Linked DNA regions of Homo sapiens: region 1 is linked to region 2. Evidence: chromatin contacts called from ENCODE Hi-C or POLR2A ChIA-PET data. All regions are on one chromosome and are shown on one strand. Each heading gives the region's core, a stretch centred on a gene start or an enhancer-like site at or near the end of the contact. The rest is flanking DNA. Distances are from core to core; before and after follow the strand shown. Region 1 overlaps COMMD1 (copper metabolism domain containing 1). Region 2 overlaps COMMD1 (copper metabolism domain containing 1).

The links. Hi-C counts contacts between places; a loop is a spot of excess contacts on that map. ChIA-PET counts read pairs that join two places held with the same protein, here RNA polymerase II (POLR2A). Pooled maps may share reads with other maps.
Region 1: a map with no recorded cell type shows a loop between it and region 2 (8-fold over the local background). The contact joins two enhancer-like sites. A Hi-C loop is called at or near these places in 13 of 37 single-sample maps with no recorded cell type and 3 of 50 pooled maps. POLR2A ChIA-PET finds 5 or more read pairs at or near these places in 4 of 52 experiments (AG04449, BJ, GM12878 and 1 more).

What each region holds. Positions count from the first base shown.
Region 1 is chr2:61,992,133-61,998,042 of GRCh38, forward strand. All of the region lies in intron 1 of COMMD1 (copper metabolism domain containing 1), which reads left to right. Among named protein-coding and RNA genes, the nearest start is that of COMMD1, 89 kb to the left of the region's middle. Within about 2 kb of position 3,544, at least 2 of the 41 ENCODE cell types and tissues checked have a DNase peak (open chromatin) inside an H3K27ac peak, as active enhancers do; they include GM12878 and OCI-LY7, where a contact is called at or near this core.
Region 2 is chr2:62,037,028-62,042,885 of GRCh38, forward strand. All of the region lies in intron 2 of COMMD1 (copper metabolism domain containing 1), which reads left to right. Among named protein-coding and RNA genes, the nearest start is that of COMMD1, 130 kb to the left of the region's middle. Within about 2 kb of position 2,369, at least 5 of the 41 ENCODE cell types and tissues checked have a DNase peak (open chromatin) inside an H3K27ac peak, as active enhancers do; they include GM12878 and OCI-LY7, where a contact is called at or near this core.

The DNA of each region.
Region 1 (5,910 bases), core at 2,294-4,793, 44 kb before region 2:
TACTGTGAATGCACAGCAACAAATGCAGGTATATAAAATGTGTTGTATTGGTAGGTAAGATATTTTAAATGGTATTGTCACTGGTAATGAGATTTTTCAAAATACTTAACATCCTATTTGTAAAGTTCTGACCAAGTCAAAGTACAAGTTGTATTAATTGCATTCCTGGAAAACTTGGTGTTTATTAAAACCGTGAAAAAATACTTTTTTATGTAAAACAAAATACTTAATTTTTAGGCTGAAGTAATTATAAACAGGTTTTTCCACACAATGTCAGATGGGACATTGCAAAGTCATGTGAGACACAGGTCTTTTTGTCCTGTGGGATGTTCTTGGTCAGGGGTCTGCAAACATCAGCCCACAGGTGGTCACACTGCCTGTATTTATATAGCCCATGAGCTAAAAATGGTTTTTACATTTTTAAAGAGTTGTACGAAAAAGGGAAGAATATGCAGCAGAGGGTTACAACTTTTACAGAAAACTTGCCAACTCCCGTTTCTTGGGTATTGAAGGATGCCGAACATCCCTAGCTCATGCTCACTTAATGCGAACAGCACTCCCTCCAATCACTGTGAAACCAAATGTAGCCTCCACCATTTCTCAGGTGCCTTTGGGAGGGCAATACTACCTGGTTGAGAACCACTGTTTTGGTTTATCAGTTTTCAAATTTTTATTCCTCTGCGACACATTTAACAGATAGTAATACATGCATAATATAGTTCTATGCAGAGTTCCTGTGTTTTTAATTTTCTTTTTTTCTTCCATTCAAGTAAACAATTAAAATGAGGGAGGTAATTGTTTAATATAAGGATACTTTGAAAACCCTCTGATTTATACTTATAAAAATCTTTACAAACATTAATACTTGTACTACTACTACTGCTAACTATATTATGTACAACTTACCTTATACCTCATAGGAGAGTGCTTCACACCATCCTGCCTGACCACCACTGAAGCAAGTAATAGTCAGCCATGGGATAACTTTAAACAAGCAAGTGCCAGCATCCTATATTTATATTATAGATAGATCACTTTGATAGTGGTATAGAAGATAGACTTGAGGGAGTCCACACTTAGTTTAGGTTCAAGATAGTGAGGGCTTCTACCAGCTAGTAGGGACAGATCAGAGGGGACATATTATTAGAGAATTATTTCAGATGTAACAATCAGTAGAACTTGACAACTGAAAGTTACAGGCATTTGTTTTTCTTTTTCTTTTCGAACTCATTTTACTGCCAGAGGCATTTGTTTTTAACACTTTGTTGCCTGCCAGAATCACTTTGGAAGCTTTTTAACAATACCAGTGCCTAGGCTTTACTCCATAATTCCTGGAAATCAGAATTTCTGGGATAATAGCTGGGCGCTGATATTTTAAAATTGTACTTCAGGATTCTAATGTGCAGCCAGTGTTGAAAACCACTGATTCAAGATGTGGAAGAGAGAGAAGAATAAAGGATGAGTACCAGGCTGTCAGCCTAGGCTGCCAGTAGATGGAAGTAGTGTGCTGTGAACAGTATCTGTTTTATGGTAGCTATTCAAATATTTCTTAAGTGAAAATTGATGACTTTGAACCTAAACCAAAATCAATTTCTCATTTAATTTTTGATTGTTCTAAATTTGGATGAATTGACCCTAGTTCAAGATATTATTGACTGGAACCCAACCAAAATAACTTTTGTCACAGATGAAATTATATCAGAATGGATATCTCTTGATATTATTTGAGAAGAAGAATGATACAAATTACCTGAGTTGTGACATAATATTGTGAAGCAAGGTGTCAGTGGAAATAATTTGACTTAATTATAGTATATTATACAAAATAATTCCTTCCTTCCTTCCTTCCTTCTTTCCTTCTTTCTTTCTTTCTTGGCGGAGTCTCGCTCTGTCACCCAGGCTGAAGTGCAGTGGCGCAATCTTGGCTCACTGCAACCTTCGCCTCCCGGGTTCAAGCGATTCTCCTGCATCGGCCTCTCGAGTAGGTGGGATTACAGGCACCTGCCACCACCCCCGGCTAATTTTTGTATTGTTAGTGGAGATGGGATTTCTCCATGTTGGTCAGTCTGGTCATGAACTCCTGACCTCAGATGACCTGCCCACCTCAGCCTCCCAAAGTGCTGGATTACAGGTGTGAGCCACCACGCCCAGCCTGTATTTGTATTGATTGGCATAGCCAGAGGTTTGGGGTCCTGCTATCTGGTAAATAGGCAGATATTCAGTAAATGTTTATTGAATTGTAATGTGAAATATCTTTAATGTACCAGAAAGTTGTAATATTTACCATATAATTTTTTATATTAATGAAGAAATGAAAGACAGCTTGTTTTTCTTTCAGCTCCAGTCTCACTTGCTCTGCCTGTGTTCTACTTGGTGTTGTTACCTTTACATTCTTCTGTTCCCACTGCCACCACCCTCTTTTAGTCAAGACTCTTGGTTCCAAATGATAGGAATACAGCTTAAATTGAATAGTTGATGGAATTTTGGGTTGTCTGTAGGAAGGATGCTGAGATAGCATTATAGAATTGCAGGAAGGCCTGCAGGAACTAGGGTCTTGGGAACTATAAAACAGGGATATCACCCCATTAAAATCCACTCTCACTTCATTCTATTTTCTTGCAGACATGCTTTTGCCAAAAGGTCCAAGAAAATGCTGTCTGTAACTCCAGCCTCATGTCCTTCTTATACTATGACCCAAAAAGACAAGATCATTTCTCCTGCCCTAAATTGGGACCAGTCAGTGCGCCCAGAGAAAGGAGGATATTGTGATCTGTCTGGTTTGGAGCTTATGCCAGTCCCCATGGCCACTAGCAGATAGGGGCATAGCAAAGAAGAGGCAAGGGGAGGCTTACCCTGGGGACTAAGTTATTAACTGCTGCTGTCCTCTCCTAGGCTCCATTGCCCTAGCCCTCTGAAAATTTTTCACTTCAGTCCAACTACTTACTGTTATCAGATTCAGCTTAAAATTTTTTTTTCATTAAAAACATTTTTAAAAGAGAGACAGGGTTTTGCTGTGTTTTCCAGGCTGGTCATTGTCAACCTCCAGGGCTTGAACAATACTCCTGCCTCAGCCTCTGGAGTAGCTGGGACTGCAGGCGTGTGACACCACACTGGCCAGATTCAGCGTTCTAAACCACACGTTGCATCATGATTTCCCAGTTACCTAGCCTTTAGTGGCCCCTCATTACGTATATATAACAATGTCTAAACTTGATGTACTTTAATCTGGCTCCAGACTGCCTTCTCAATCTTATCTCTCAGTTTTTCTATTCACTGTTAAACTGAGCTAGTTGGCCTTCTAAGTTCTGAGAACACTTACATATTCCTCACTCAGTCATCTAAACTTTAAGTAAAAAATTTGTGGTAATACTCTTCAAATCATTGTTTGATGTCTCAGGATCTCTGAAGGCCAGCAACTGAAGCATTGTAGCTACTCATTAGGGACTGGCATCTCTGTATCATTGTTGACAGAATGTACCAGTTTACATTTTTTTCAGTGGTAGTGATACCGAGTCTACTTCTCTGTGTAGTCACTTGTGACAGCTAATCAGAGGGAAACCTGGCTTAACTGTTGAGGCTTTGGCCCTGCACTTATCTCATGGTGCTTTCAGAAAAATCAGTTGACTGCTTGAAGCTTCAGTTTCCTTTTCTGTAAGTTGAGAGTGAAGAGCACTATAATACTATCATCTACCTCATTGCCTTTGAAAATTGATTATGAGGGTCAAGTGCAGTAATACAGACATACCTCGGAAATACCTTGGGTTTGGTTCCAGGTGGCCACAATAAAGTGAATAATGCAATTAAGCGAGTCACATGAATTTTTTTGTTTCCTAGTGCATTAAAGTTGTGTTTATACTATACCATACCATATCATACTACACTATATTAAGTGTGTAAGAACACTGTGTCTTTAAAAGCAGTATACATACTTTAATTAAGGGATACTTTATTACTATTCAAGAGGCTGAAGTCAGAGGATTACTTGAGCCCAGGAGTTTGAGGCTGCAGTGAGCTATGGTTGTGCTCCTGCACTCCAGCCTGAGTAACAGAGACCCCATCTCCCAAAAAAAACCTAAAAACTTTATTGCTAAAAAATGCTAATGATTACCTGAGCCTTCATCTAGTCATATTCTTTTTGCTGGTGGAGGGTCTTGCCTTGATGTCTTGTTTTTGTTTTCTAAATGTGTGTGTGTGTGTGTGTGTGTGTGTGTGTGTGTGTGTGTGTCAGAAGTGGGATTTGAATTGCCTTGATGTCAGTGGCTGCTTACTGATCAGAGTGGTGATTGCTGAAAGTTGGGGTGGCTGTGGCAATTTCTTAAATAACACAACAATGAGATTGTTGCATCCGTGGACTCTCCCTTTCATGAAAGATTTCTCTGTAGCATGTGATGCTGTTTGATAGCATTTTACCCACAGTAGAACCTCTTTCCAAATTGGAGTCAGTTCTCTCCAACCCTGCTGCTGCTTTATCAACTAAGTTTCTGTAATGTTCTAAGTCCTTTGTTGTCACTTCAACAATGTTCACAACATCTTTACTAGGACTAGATACCAAGAAACCACTTTGTTTACTCCTCCATAAGGAGTAACTTCTTATCCATTCAAGTTTGATCATAAGATTGCAGCAATTCAATCACATCTTCAGATTTCACTTCTAATTCTTGTTCTCTTGCTGTTTTCACCACATATGCAGTTACTTCCTCCACTGAAATCTTGGACTCCTCGAAGTCATCCATGAGGGATGGAATCAACTTCTTCCAAACTCCCTTTAATGTGGATATTTTGACATTCTTCTATGAATCGTGAATGTTCTTAATGGCACTTAGAATGGTGAATCCTTTCCTGAAGGTTTTCAGTTTATTCTGCCTGGATCCATTAGAGTAATCACTGTCTATGGCAGCTATAGCCTTACAAAATGTATTTCTTTCTTTTTTTTTTTTTTTCTTTTTAGACAGGGTCTTGCTGTGTCACCCAGGCAGGAGTGCAATGGTGCCATCTTGGCTTATGCAGCCTTGACCCCCTGTGTTCACAGTGATCCTCCCACCTCAGCCTTCTAAGTAGCTGGGACCACAGATGCGTACTACCCCGCTTGGCTAGTTTTTTTGTATTTTTTGTAAAAACGTGGTCTTGCCATGTTGCCCAGAATGGTCTTGAACTCCCAGGCTCAAGCAATCTGCCCACCTCGGCCTCCCAAGTGCTGAGATTATAGGCTTGAGCCACTATGCCTGGTCACAAAATGTATTTCTTAAAAAAAAAAAAGACTTTACGGTCAAAATTACTTCTTGATCCGTGGTCTGCAGAATGAATGCTGTGTTAGCAGTCATGAAAATAACATCTCCTTGTACGTCTCCATCAGAGCTCTTGAGTGACTACGTGCATTGTTAGTGAGTAGTAATATTCTGAAAGGAATCTTTTTTCTGAGCAGTAGTTTTACGTAAAATATTAAGCGCACTGTGAATATTTTAAATTCAGCTGAGTATTTTAAATTCAGCAGGCCATGCTGTAAACAGATATGCTGTTTAGGCTTTGTTGTTCCATTTATAGAGCACGGGCAGAGTAGATTTAACATCATTCTTAAGGGCCCTAGAGTTTTCTGAATGGTAAATGAGCATTGGCTTCAACTTCAAGTCACCAGCTGCGTTAGCCCCTAACAAGAGAGTCAGCCTGTCCTTTGAAGCTAGGCATTGACTTCTCTCTAGCTGTGAAAGTCCTATTTTATGAGAACTCACAAACAAAAAATAAAGTCCTAGATGGTATCTTTTTCCGATATATGGCTATTTCATCTATATTGAAAACCTTTTGTTTAGTGTAACCACGTTCATCAAATAGCTAGATTTTCTGGATAACTTGCTGCAGCTCATACGTCAGCACTTGCTGCTTCATCTTGTGCTTTTGTGTTAATGGAGACAACTT
Region 2 (5,858 bases), core at 1,119-3,618:
ACCTCTCCTTTTTCAGATGTCAGTCCATCAACAGTGTATGCTCTTTACCATTTGCATTTCAAGAACCACTTGGAAACTTGGAAATAATCCTTTATTTTTGCTAGTCATGCCTCTGTCGTAATGTTCCAAGAGGCCTGGGCTGCTTTGGAGAGGCTTGTCTGGCTTTGCCTGCCCCCTGCCTCATTTAACTACAATAGAATAGCTCATAAGATGCTCTCTGCATAAGATTTTATTTGAAGGAAGGTATCTATATTTAACTTGGGAAACAAATAGCTTAGGTAGAATTATAAACGAGATGGTAATATTGCCAAATAAATGGGATACACCCTGCCCAGCTCCTTCCCATTCTGTCACACAGTGCATAGGAGCAGTTTTGTAATTAGTAAACTCTATGTGGCCATGATCTTTGGAATGGTATGTATGGGATATAACTTTTATTTCCATTAATATATATTTATGATTATGAAAGTCTTAGATATGGTAGCTGCGAGAGGTATCATTTTACTGGTTATTAGTCTTATTCATATTTGGATTAGAACTTTATGGATTTCCTTGGGCAATTAGGGAGATAACTTTTAATGGTTTACATTTTGCTCCTTGGAGTTATGATGTTACCCAGAAGTCTCAAAGCCCATCATGGGGGAGGGAGAAGCCAACTGAAATATACATGGCTCTGGCCCTAATAGCCATTTTAGTTGGAGGAGCTCCAGTTTTATCTGTTAAATTAGTGGGATTCTACAAAAAATTAGTTTGAAAGAAGATTCTGGGGGTAAAATAAAATTTGAAACCACTGGATTAGTAGAAAGATCTAGGAGTTAGAAGACTTATGTTCCAGTTTTGGCTGTCACATTAACTAGTTTTGTACTGTTAGATAAGTCACTTAACATATTTTTCTCAGTTTTTCACATATAAAACAGAACTAATTCGGTCTGCCTCACAGAGTTGTCCTTGGATAGTGGTCTTAAAAACTGGTGAATCAGTCTGGGCATGGTGGCTCACTCCTGTAATCCCAGCACTTTGAGAGGCCGAGATGGGAGGATCACCTGAGGTTAGGAGTTCAAGACCAGCCTGGCCAACATGGTGAAACCCCATCTCTACTAAAAATACAAAACTAGTCGGGCGTGGTGGCATGCACCTGTAATCCCAGCTACTTGGGAGGCTAAGGCAGGAGAATTGCTTGAATCCAGGAGGCGGAGGTTGCAGTCAGCCGAGATGGCGCCATTGCACTCCAGCCTGGGTGACGGAGTGAGACTCTGTCTCAAACAGCAACAGCAACAAACAACAACAACAACAAAAATAACCAAAAAACGATGAATCAAAATGTATTAAGTAATGAAGATATTGTTAATAATAGCAGCAATACTCCAATAACTGAGAAATTGAAAATGGCTTTGAATTTTGTTGTAGAATTTATCACAATAACGTATGGCTTTCTTTTTTCCAATTTTCTGTTATCTAGGCATGATTGTTTCTTTTTTAAATGTTTTATTTTTTGATATTTTATTTTTTATCATTTATTTATTTATTTATTTATTTTTGAGACGGAGTCTTGCTCTGTTGCCCAGGCTGGAGTACAGTGGCACGATCTTGGCTTATTGCAACCTCAGCCTCCTGGATTCAAGCAAATTCTCATGCCTCAGCTTCCCAAGTAGCTGGACTTACAGGCATACATCACCACGCCTGGCTAATTTTTGTATTGTTAGTAGAGCCGGGGTTTCACCATGTTGCCCAGGCTGATCTTGAACTCCTGACCTCAAGTGATTTGCCTGCCTTGGCTTCCCAAAGTGCTAAGATTACAGGTGTGAGGCATCACTCCTAGCCTGTTTCCTTATTTTTTTAATGTTAGATTTGTTGGCCACCTTCCTTAAAATTTCATTTCTAATGAAAGACAGTTTATGTATACTCATATACACAGCATATATAGTTGTGTGTATGTATTTTGAAAAACTTATATTGATTTTCTTTTACAGTTTCTAAGAACGTAAGTAGATAAATGAAGCTTAATTTGGAGAAAACTTTAACTTTCTCTGCCATTCCCAAGAGAAATCAAGCTCAGAATGCTTGCATTTATTTCCAGCCTTTGAAGGGCCAGAAAATTGTGCCTGAAAATTGGGTTAGCACATTTTCTGAATCTGACTGCTGTTAAGTTACTCTGTAGTTGGGTTGGATGCTATTTCCTGTCTTCTTTCCTTCAAGCAGAGAATATGCACTTCACATTTTTTAAGGAAACCATTCCTAGCTTGTATATTCATTTACATTCTACATCTTATGATTGCAAGGATACACATAAAGAGTAGGTCTTATTCAGAAAAGTCCTGGCAGTTGTCCCAGCCTTAAAGAGAACAAGCCTGTGCTCTTCCCTTTTACCTGATGGAATATCACTATGGCCTTTCTTTGAGGAGTTGATTAGCAAACTTGACTCAGAGAGGAAGTGAGAATAGCACATTGTGGTTAGGTGGTGCTGGCTGATTTTCTAGCTCTTGCACAGCATATGCCTCTTAAATATCAGGGGGAGTAAGCTGCTCTTGCATCATACCACCATGGTTGGATAGCCCAAGTTGCAATTTCAAGTATTGCTGGCCAGTTTCTGGTACGTAGTTATGGAAATATAGGAAAGCACAATTCTGTCTGACGAAGGAACATATATATCTGCTTGTGGAGTATTAAGTGTGAGATATGCCAGGTAGTATTTTCTATCTTTTGGAAGTTAAGAAAATTAAATACCTGAAAAGAAGTGTTCTTTTTTCTTATTTAAAGCTCTTTCTACTAAACACAAATATCCTTAGAACCAAGAATTCCATAGGAACTATGAAACCTAACTGGTCAAGTATTTTCTGGCATAGTAACATGTAGTTTTATTGCCCAAAGGCCCTCCTGGGAAAAATTTATATAGCTAGCAATCCCTTTGATAATCATACCAATAGCCATTTGTTAAGAGTACCGCTTAGCTGGGCACGGTGGCTTATGCCTGTAATCCCAGCACTTTGGGAGGCCAAGACTTGGGGGATTGCGTGAGGCCAGGAATTTGAGATTAGCCTAGTCAACATAGAGACCCTGTCTACAAAAATTACAATAATTAGCTGGGCATGGTGGCATGTACCTGTAGTCCCAGCTACTTGGGAGGCTGAGGTGGGAGGATTACTTGAGCCTAGGGAGTTGAGGCTGTAGTTGGCCATGATTGCATCACTGGCACTCCAGCCTACGTGACAGAGTGAGACTCTGTCTCAAAAAATAAAAATAGAAAAAGTACCTATTATATGCCAGTTCTTAAAAAATGTATTTTAAGGTAAATAAATGAAGACAAAGGTCATACAAGTTAGTAGCAGGGCCAGAGGGTTGAGTACAATTCTCCCTGGTGTAAAACTCATTTTCTTTCCCTATGTTCTCAGTGAAAAATCATTTATAAAATATATCTTTTACTTTTCAGAGTATAGTTTCTCTTGAAAACAATTTATGTGAAGTGAAACCTACTTGTATTTTTCATGGTGAAATTAGACATAATATCCCTAAAAATGAAAACCCAAAAGACAAAATATTTCAGGAAGAAAATTAAGGTTGGAGTTCTTGGAATTATATATCACCAAGATCAATTTGCCTTGCTTGAGGATTTTAGTATACACCTGTCAGTTTACTTTTTGGTTGTGTCATAGTCTTTAGTACAGGAATTTTTCTTTGCCCCCTTCCCCCCTCCCTTTTATTTTTGGAGACAGTCTTGCTCTGTCACCCAAGCTAGAGTGCAGTGGCGCGATCTCGACTCACTGCAACTTCTGCCTCCTGGGTTCAAGCAGTTCTCGTGCTTCAGCCTCTTGAGTAGCTGGGATTATAGGTGTGCACCACCACACCTGGCTAGTTTTTGTACTTTTAGTAGAGATGGGGTTTTGCCATGTTGGCCAGGCTGGTCTCAAACTCCTGGCCTCAAGTGGCCTGCCCACCTTGCCTCCCAAAGTGCTGGGATTACAGACATGAGCCACTGTGCCTGGCCTTTTTCTTGCCCATTGGTCACTGTTTTCCTCTTCACACTGCTGTACTCTACCCCCAGAACATTACGAGGATCTTATCAGTCCATGCCACCAGAAACTTTGCTCTTCCTCTAGATATTCATGACTTATACAGGAATGCAATATTACATTTAGTCAGTAGATGCCATCATCTAACATATAATATGTTTCAGACTGGAACTTCTTTAATTCGTGGCTTTAGTTTATTTTAAATTAATCCATTTCTACTCTCTAGATTAAAAATCATGAATCTCTTGATTTGTTAATAATGAAAACTACTTGTGGTTTTTTTTTCGCTCAATAAATTACATTTGTAAAGTTGATGTGTGTTTTCTTTTGCCAGTTTTATTAATAGAAAAGTAATCATTGAGCTGTTTTTATGCATTTTGTTAGTATTTTGAGATAGGGTCTCACTCTGTCACCACGTTGGAGTACAGTGGTGCTATCATAGCTCACTGCAGCCTTGACCTTCCAGGCCCAAGCAATCCTCCTACCTTAGCCTCCCAAGTAGCTGGGCAAACTTGGCCAATTCTTTCTGTGTTTTGTGTGGAGATGAGGTTTCACCATGTTGCCCAAGCTGGTCTTGAGCTCCTGAGCTCAAGCCATCTGCCTCCCTGTCCTCCCAAAGTGCTAGTGTGTCCGGAATTGGTGGGTTCTTGGTCTCGCTGACTTCAAGAATGAAGCCGCGGACCCTCACGGGTGAGTGTTACAGTTCTTAAAGATGGTGTGTCTGGAGTTCGTTCCTTCAGATGTTCAGATGTGTCCGGAGTTTCTTCCTTCCGGTGGGTTCGTGGTCTCGCTGGCTTCAGGAGTCAAGCTGCAGACTTTTGCTGTGAGTGTTGCAGCTCATAAAGGCGATGCAGACCCAAAGAGTGAGCAGCAGCAAGATTTATTGTGAAGAGTGAAAGAACTAAGCTTCCACACTGTGGAAGAGGACCTCAGCGGCTTGCCGCTGCTGGCTCTGGTGGCCTGCTTTTTATTCCCTTATCTGGCCCCACCCACATCCTACTGATTGGCCCATTTTACAGAGAGCTGATTGGTCCATTTTACAGAGCACCGATTGGTCCATTTTACAGAGAGCTGATTGGTCTGTTTGACAGAGCGCTGATTGGTGCATTTGCAAACCTTTAGCTAGACACACAGCGCTGATTGGTGCACTTACAATCCCTTAGCTAGACACAAAAGTTCTCCAAGTCCCCTACCCGATTAGCTAGACACAGAGTGCTGATTGGTGCATTTACAAACCTTTAGCTAGACACAGAGTGCTGATTGGTGCGTTTGCAAACCTTTTGCTAGACACTGAGTACTGATTGGTGCATTTACAATTCTTTAGCTAGACAGAAAAGTTCTCCAAGTCCCTACCCAACCCAGAAGCCCAGCCGGCTTTACCTCTCAATGGCACTCTCCGGGGGACTTTGTGGCACCTAGCCTGGGCACTCCGGCAACCCAGAAGGAGCTTGTGCCCCGATCAAGCCCAGCAGGTGCTGGCGGGCCGTGCCGAGTGCAGGGCCCACTGAGCCCGTGCCCACCCGGAACCCGCGAGCGCCGAGCGCAGCCCCGGCTCCCGCCCGTGCCTCTCCCTCCACACCTCCCCGCGAGCAGGGGGAGCCGGCTCTGGCCTCAGCCAGCCCCGGCGACGGGCTGAAGGGCTCCTCGAGCGCAGCCAGAGCGGATGCCGAGGCTGAGGAGGTGCCGAGAGCGAATGAGGGCTGCTAGCAAGTTGTCAACTCTCACTAGGACTACAAGCATAAGCCACCACACACCCGGCCTCTTTTGTGCATTTTGTATGCTGCCATTGAGGTAATGGTGCCACTAGTAAAAGCAACCCTTTGATGTAGATGAGATAGTAGGTCAGTTACA